2 separate regions of the Homo sapiens genome follow, and region 1 is linked to region 2. The links are chromatin contacts, found by Hi-C or POLR2A ChIA-PET in ENCODE. All regions are on one chromosome and are shown on one strand. Each heading gives the region's core, a stretch centred on a gene start or an enhancer-like site at or near the end of the contact. The rest is flanking DNA. Distances are from core to core; before and after follow the strand shown. Region 1 holds the start of NOG (noggin). Region 2 overlaps ANKFN1 (ankyrin repeat and fibronectin type III domain containing 1).

What was found. Hi-C counts contacts between places; a loop is a spot of excess contacts on that map. ChIA-PET counts read pairs that join two places held with the same protein, here RNA polymerase II (POLR2A). Pooled maps may share reads with other maps.
Region 1: a map of gastrocnemius medialis shows a loop between it and region 2 (5-fold over the local background). The contact joins the promoter of NOG here to the enhancer-like site in region 2. A Hi-C loop is called at or near these places in 1 of 168 maps with a recorded cell type or tissue (gastrocnemius medialis) and 1 of 50 pooled maps. POLR2A ChIA-PET finds 5 or more read pairs at or near these places in 1 of 52 experiments (AG04450).

What each region holds. Positions count from the first base shown.
Region 1 is chr17:56,592,038-56,595,064 of GRCh38, reverse strand. It overlaps NOG (noggin), which reads right to left and starts at 1,366. Exons shown (of 1, transcript NM_005450.6): 1 at 1-1,366. The coding sequence starts at 841. The coding sequence ends at 143. RefSeq lists a silencer at 2,304-2,513.
Region 2 is chr17:56,170,883-56,174,123 of GRCh38, reverse strand. The region is part of intron 1 of ANKFN1 (ankyrin repeat and fibronectin type III domain containing 1); the gene reads right to left. Among named protein-coding and RNA genes, the nearest start is that of ANKFN1, 19 kb to the right of the region's middle. Within about 2 kb of position 1,388, at least 5 of the 41 ENCODE cell types and tissues checked have a DNase peak (open chromatin) inside an H3K27ac peak, as active enhancers do; they include gastrocnemius medialis, where a contact is called at or near this core.

The sequences.
Region 1 (3,027 bases), core at 117-2,616, 420 kb before region 2:
AGCCCAGAAAAAAAAAAAAAAAAAAAAAAAAAAGTTCATTGAAAACCCTCGCTAGAGGGTGGTGGAACTGGTTGGAGGCGGTGCAGGGGGCGTCGGTGGGGATCGATCAAGTGTCCGGGTGCGGGCAGGGGGCCCCCGAGTTCTAGCACGAGCACTTGCACTCGGAAATGATGGGGTACTGGATGGGAATCCAGCCGCAGCGCTGGCCCCCGCGCCGCTGACAGCGCCACCGCAGCACCGTGAGGTGCACGGACTTGGACGGCTTGCACACCATGCCCTCGGGCACGGAGCACGAGCGCTTACTGAAGCAGCTGCCCACCTTCACGTAGCGCGGCCAAAAGCGGCTGCCCAGGTCGTTCCACGCGTACAGCACGGGGCAGAATGTCTGCGACCACAGCCACATCTGTAACTTCCTCCGCAGCTTCTTGCTTAGGCGCTGCTTCTTGCCCTGGGCCAAGCCCTCGGAGAACTCTAGCCCTTTGATCTCGCTCGGCATGGCCCCCGACGGCCGCTGCCGCAGCAGCTGGTCCAGCTCCGCCAGGTCCTCCGCGCCCCCAGCTGCACCCCCGCCCCCGCCGGGCCGGTCCTCGGGGGGCGAGGTGGCCATGAAGCCTGGGTCGTAGTGGCCCCCGAGCAGCGAGCGCAGCAGCGTCTCGTTCAGATCCTTTTCCTTGGGGTCAAAGATAGGGTCTGGGTGTTCGATGAGGTCCACCAGGGGCAGGTTGTCGCTGGGTGCCGGGCGGATGTGGAGATAGTGCTGGCCGCCGGCCGGTGTCGCCCGCAGCCCCAGGACCACCACCAGGGCGTAGAGGGTGACCCCTAGGCTGGGGCAGCGCTCCATGCCTCTGGCGCGCGCCCGGGGCTGCTGCTTCGTCCCGCGTCCCCGGAGGAGAGCACGCCGAGCCCGCGGCGCCGCCGCGCTCCCCCGTCTCTCCGGAGGCGGCTCACCCGAGGCTGGGCAGGCGCAGGGCCGGCAGCATGAGCCGCCGGGAGAGCCCTTCGCGCAGCGCCGGCTCCCACCGGGGCGGAAGAAAGGCACACAAGTTGGCCGCAACTCCTCTCCCGGGTCTACTGGGGAAGGCGGCCGCGGCTGGGCATCCGAAATTACTCCAGGGCGACCGCGGGGCGCGGGAGGCGCCGGCTCCTCGCTGCCTTCCCGGGCCGGCGGCGGCGCAGGGCGCGTGGACGAGCCGCTCTCCCCTCCTCCTCTCGCTGCTCTTCGTCCGGCCGCTCTGTGCAAGCGCCGCTGGCTGAGCTGGTTCTAGGGGCACTTCCCTCCGCCTGCTCCGGGCTCCGCGGCCGGCTCTGCCCGGCGGACTCCAGCGGCGGCGGCGGCGGCGGCGTCCGCGCACGTTGGCACCGGTTTGTCTGTCTCGCAGGGTCCAAGCCTTTAAATTTCCTGCACTTTCAGCTCCATCACCATGGAAACCACTGACTCTCTCGGCGTTGCCCCCTCCCCCTTCTTCCCCCCAAACAACAACCCCACCCCCCACTTCTCCACCCCCGAGGAGCTGGAGCTGCACAGGCTCCGGGGGAAGCCGCCTGTACTCGCCGCGGAGGCGGCGGCGGCGGCTTCGGCAGCGCCCAGGGCTGTGCCCCGCCGGACCCAGATGCCCCGGGAAGCCGACAGTCCGGCTGCCCGCCGGAGCTCACAGGCGGCGGCGGCGGCGGCGGCAGCGGCGGTGGCGGCGGCGGTGGCGCTTGGCAGGTCTCCGCGCAATTTTCTCTCTCCCCCACCACCCACCCCCCTTCTCCTCCTCCTGCAAAATGCACCGCCCCCCTCCTTTCTCCTGGAGCAATGCAACTGGGGCTCTAGGCGCCCCGCCAGGGCCAGTCCTGGGGAAAGCTCGCGGCGGCGCTGGAGCCGGGCTGGAGGGTGCAGAGCCGGTGTTTGGGGAGGGGGGGCGGTGCTTGAGGTGGGGCTGGAGGGTTTCTCACTAGCTGGGTGCTTTGCACTGGGAGGGGAGCAGCGGGGAAGTGCTGGGGGCTCGTTTCTCGGTGCATGCAGTTCGGAGCAAGAAATTTCTCCATGTGCATGGAGCGTTTTCCCCGAGCGCGTCTTCTTCTCTCCCGGGCTCTTGCTCTAAGTCCCCTCCCCCCAACACACATATATACACACACACACACACACACACACACAGCCCCTACCCCACCCCCCTTTGCACCAGGGAGTCCGAGAGCCGCAGCGTTGCGCAGCGTGATGTAATTCTTAGGAAGCACTCCTGTCTGTCTGCCCCTCGGGCCCACGAGGGGGTTCCGCTCCTCACCATCCTCCTCCTCCTTGGCCGGGTCCTGCACCCTGAGTGGCCTAGCCTCAGGGGCGCGACTGGCTCGCCTGCGGCTCCCCTAGCCCGCCCGGCTCCGCGCGGCCGCCGCTCGGCTCCCTGGGGGCGGCGCGCCCTCTGCTGGCCCGCTATGAGCCCTGCACCTGGCGCTGGCGGGGGCGGCCGTGCGAGGTGGGTCGGCCGCTGCCCGCTCTGCCCAGTTCAGCTTCTGCTTCTGTGTCCCTGTCACTTTGTGTGTGTCTGCGTCTGCTGACTGGTCCGTTTTGGTTCTGGCTATTTTCCCGAAGGTCTCCAGGCCCCCAGTGTAAACAAACTTCCTGAGATTCCTTCTCGGTCCCCTCAAATTTCACAAGAATGCGTGCAGCACCTTCTGCCTCAGGTAAATCGGTCTCTGGTCTCAGTGGGTGCGAGTGGGGACCAGAAACTTGAAAGGTGAGCTGACAGCAGAGGCACCTGAGTCTTGCCCGGGGTCCACCCTGATATAACTCGGACAAGTCATTTTTCTCACTTTTCGCATTAGTGACGTAACTATTAATAGATTTCTCTTCCAGCCCTACCTTTCTGTGATTTTAAATAAACCTCCACGATGCTTTCTCTTGTTCAGAAGCAGTTTCTCTTTGATGGGAGATGGGTACTGAAGGGACACCTCCGGTTAATTTCCCCTTGGACGAGGAACTCAATCTCAGCTTTAAAATGCAAACTCAGTTTTCTTTGTGGTGAATGTGATTGGAATCTGGAAAAA
Region 2 (3,241 bases), core at 139-2,638:
CCCACAATGTCAAGCTGACCCACGGATTCTTGGAAGGCAGCAATGGCACCTGATAGCACAGCAAGTACAGGGGAACCTGGCAGATGGCATGGACCTGCCTGGCCCCAGGACTCAGCTGTATCAGAGAAAGGAGGCAGGAGTCTACCCTGATGAGGAAGGAATACTCAGGGCAGATTGTGGAGAATGTCAGCCAAGTAATTAATATTTGGGATCAGTGGGTCTCAGATATCTGAATTTTGACATTTCCCAGCTGATACTTACTCATTCATTCACCAAATATTTATAGAGTATCTTCTCTGTGCCAGGCACTGTTCTAGGAGTTGGAGAGACAGTACAGTAGTAAGTTAAAAGGACAAAAATCTGGCTGGGTGTGGTGACTTACACCTGGAATCCCAGCGTTTTGGTAGGCTAAGGTGGGAGGAACGCTTGAGGCCAGAAGTTCACAACCAGCCTGGGCAACATAGGGAGAACCTGTTGCTACAAAAAAAGAAAATAAAAAATAGCTGGGCATGGTAGTGTGCATTTTTAGTCTCAGCTACTTGGAAGGCTGGGGTGGGACCATAAAAAAAAAAGAGCCAAAAATCCTTCTTCTCCTATAATTTCTATTCTTGTGGGAGAGAGAGTGAAGTATATGGCAAGGTGACGCATGCTGAGTTCTATGGGGAAATACAAAGGCGTAGGAAGCACAGGTGTCTATGCAGTATAAACCAGGGTGGTAGGAAGGTTAGGGAAAGCCTCACTGACAAGGTGATACTTAAGCACATACTTGAATATGGTGGTGAAAGAAGCCATACCCATGTCTGGGGAAATACATTCTATGCAGGGGGAACAGAAGGCAAAGGGTGAAGGCAGGAGTGTGTGGACAACCGCCAGGTGGCAAAGTGGCAGAGCCCAAGAGTGATGAGGAGTGACCAGAGAGGGGAGCCAGGAGCTAGCAGTGGACAGGCACACAGAGAGATCCACAGGCAAGCTGACATTTGAGGACATCATTCTAAAACTACAATTATTGGAGCTAGTTGATAAAATCCACTTTCACAAATTTTACTTAGGGTCAGATAGAGGCCCAGGGAATGGATGGAGAAAGCCAACTCACAAGTGTAATTGGCATTCTTGCTCTCAGCCTGCCCTCTAGGACCTTGTATCACAGTGGTGGGGACTGAAAACTAACCACACAGCATGACGTTTGCTAAGAGCTAAGTGTGCAGTGCCGACAACAGATGATACAAGTGCTCCAGGGAGGGATCAGTGTGTCCCTGTCTGCTGGCTGGTTCCAGAGGACTTCCTGAAATGGGCCTTGCCTGACCGGTAGTATCAGTTGTCAGGTAGTGCCTTTAAGACAGCGTGGGACAAGAGCCAGCTGAGAAAGTGCTCCCACTCCAGCACTCCCTGGATGCCCCACATCGGCTCTCCAGGCCAAACAGCTTGTTTCAGCAAATACATCCCATGCTCCTGTCTCCAATTACTTGGCAGCTCCCCTGGCTCTTAATCCTGGGCTCAGCCTCTAGACTCTGAGTTGGCACCTCCCATGTCCTGCTCTTGGGACCAATAAGAGCTCTCACTGCCACCTCCTAGCACTGAGCATGGCAGCTTTCATGGCCCTGCCTTTTGTATCATACTGAGCTTGTCACCTGCTTGCTGCTTCCTGGTCCTGAATCTGCTGGATACAGTTCCTCCCAGCCTGATGTCTTGGTGTTTCACTTGATATGATAATTAAAAATCAGATAAGTGAAAGAGTGAGAAGAAGATGCTGCTTGCAATCAAGGATGCAGAATAAGAAAGCTACAGGAGTTGTTGAGGGAAAGAGGAGTAGACATACCATTTTCCCTAAAGTTAAAAGGCAAATAAAAGGAATAGTGCATCACAGCCTTTCCAAAGGATGCATTCTTTCAAATTAGACAGGCATGCATTTGAAATCAAGTTCTACTTTGTCTCATCAGAGGCTAAGAGTTATTTATCACGTTGAGATTAATTTTTCTCATTCATAAAGTGAGGATAATAATACTTACCTTTCAGAAAAGCAGAGAGTATAAAATAAACTATATTAGTCATTCATGTATATAACAAGAACATGGTAAGCCTGCAATTAAACACAGAGTTGTTTTTGTTTTTTTGCTATTATTATTATTGTTCCTGATAACAGCAAATACCAAAGGATGCTGGGGATTAAGTTCTAGAAGATCTTGATCAAGGAGGTTAAATGTTAGGGTGATAAATAGAAAAGCCAGGACAGAGACCTTCCTTGATTCTTTTGCTAGCCCTGCTAGCTAGGAGTTTCTTCCTTAAGACCTCAGGGTATGTCTGGGTAGAGTTTGCATTGCAATCACTTGTTTCCCTGCTGTTTTCTATCTTCTCATCTGTGCCTGGACAGTTTTAATGGGTCTGTGTGAAGACTCAGACTCAGTGTATGTGACCCAGCTGTGGACAGCCTCTTGTTTCAGAGAATTGGCCTCTTCTCAGAGGGATACCAAAATGAAGAAAACTTTTCCTTGGCAGTTTCTACAAAGTGAAATGCCAGTCCCCAGCCTTTGGATTTTTTTCCCCTTCTGTTCACCCACGCTGTTTATGGAAAATGAATCATGCCACTCATTCACACAAATGGAGAGGTAGTTTGGGGATAAACAACACAACTTCTTGGAATGCCCTTGGCTGCTCATCACACTGCTGTTTTAACCATTGCTGTAGACCGTTGGTTTGCAGAGAGCCTCCTGGGGTATAGAAGGTGCTGCTTAGGTCAGTGGGAGAAACACAGGCTCCTGGCCCATCCACCAGGCTAATTAATCCTGGAGACAGGATTCCCGTCTGTACATTGTTCCTTCCCTGCCATGAATCAAAACCACTGGCTCCGGTCTCCCCAGCACTAGTCCCTCACTTCCTTCAAAAGGGAGAGTGAGTACAAAAGGCCAGGGGAGATGGAAATAAGACAATGCTTCCTGGTACTTCCACCTTCAAATGGAGGGTTCCTAGTGAAGCCCTGAGGCCATTTCCCATGTTATGCATTTCCCCGCCAGTGCCGGTCCCTGCTTCCTTCAGAGACTCTCATTGAGTTTCTAACTCCTGCAAATAACTTTCTTGAGGATCAGCCCCTGCCACACCTGGTCCTGAGAAAGCTTTACCATGCCTGCTCTCCATTTCCTTCCAGCTCCCCCAAGATAAGTTTAAAAGTTGTTCTTATTCCAGAGACTTACATCAACTTGAGAAAATAGGGATGTATGTGTGTATGGCGGTGGTAGTAAGGGCAGGT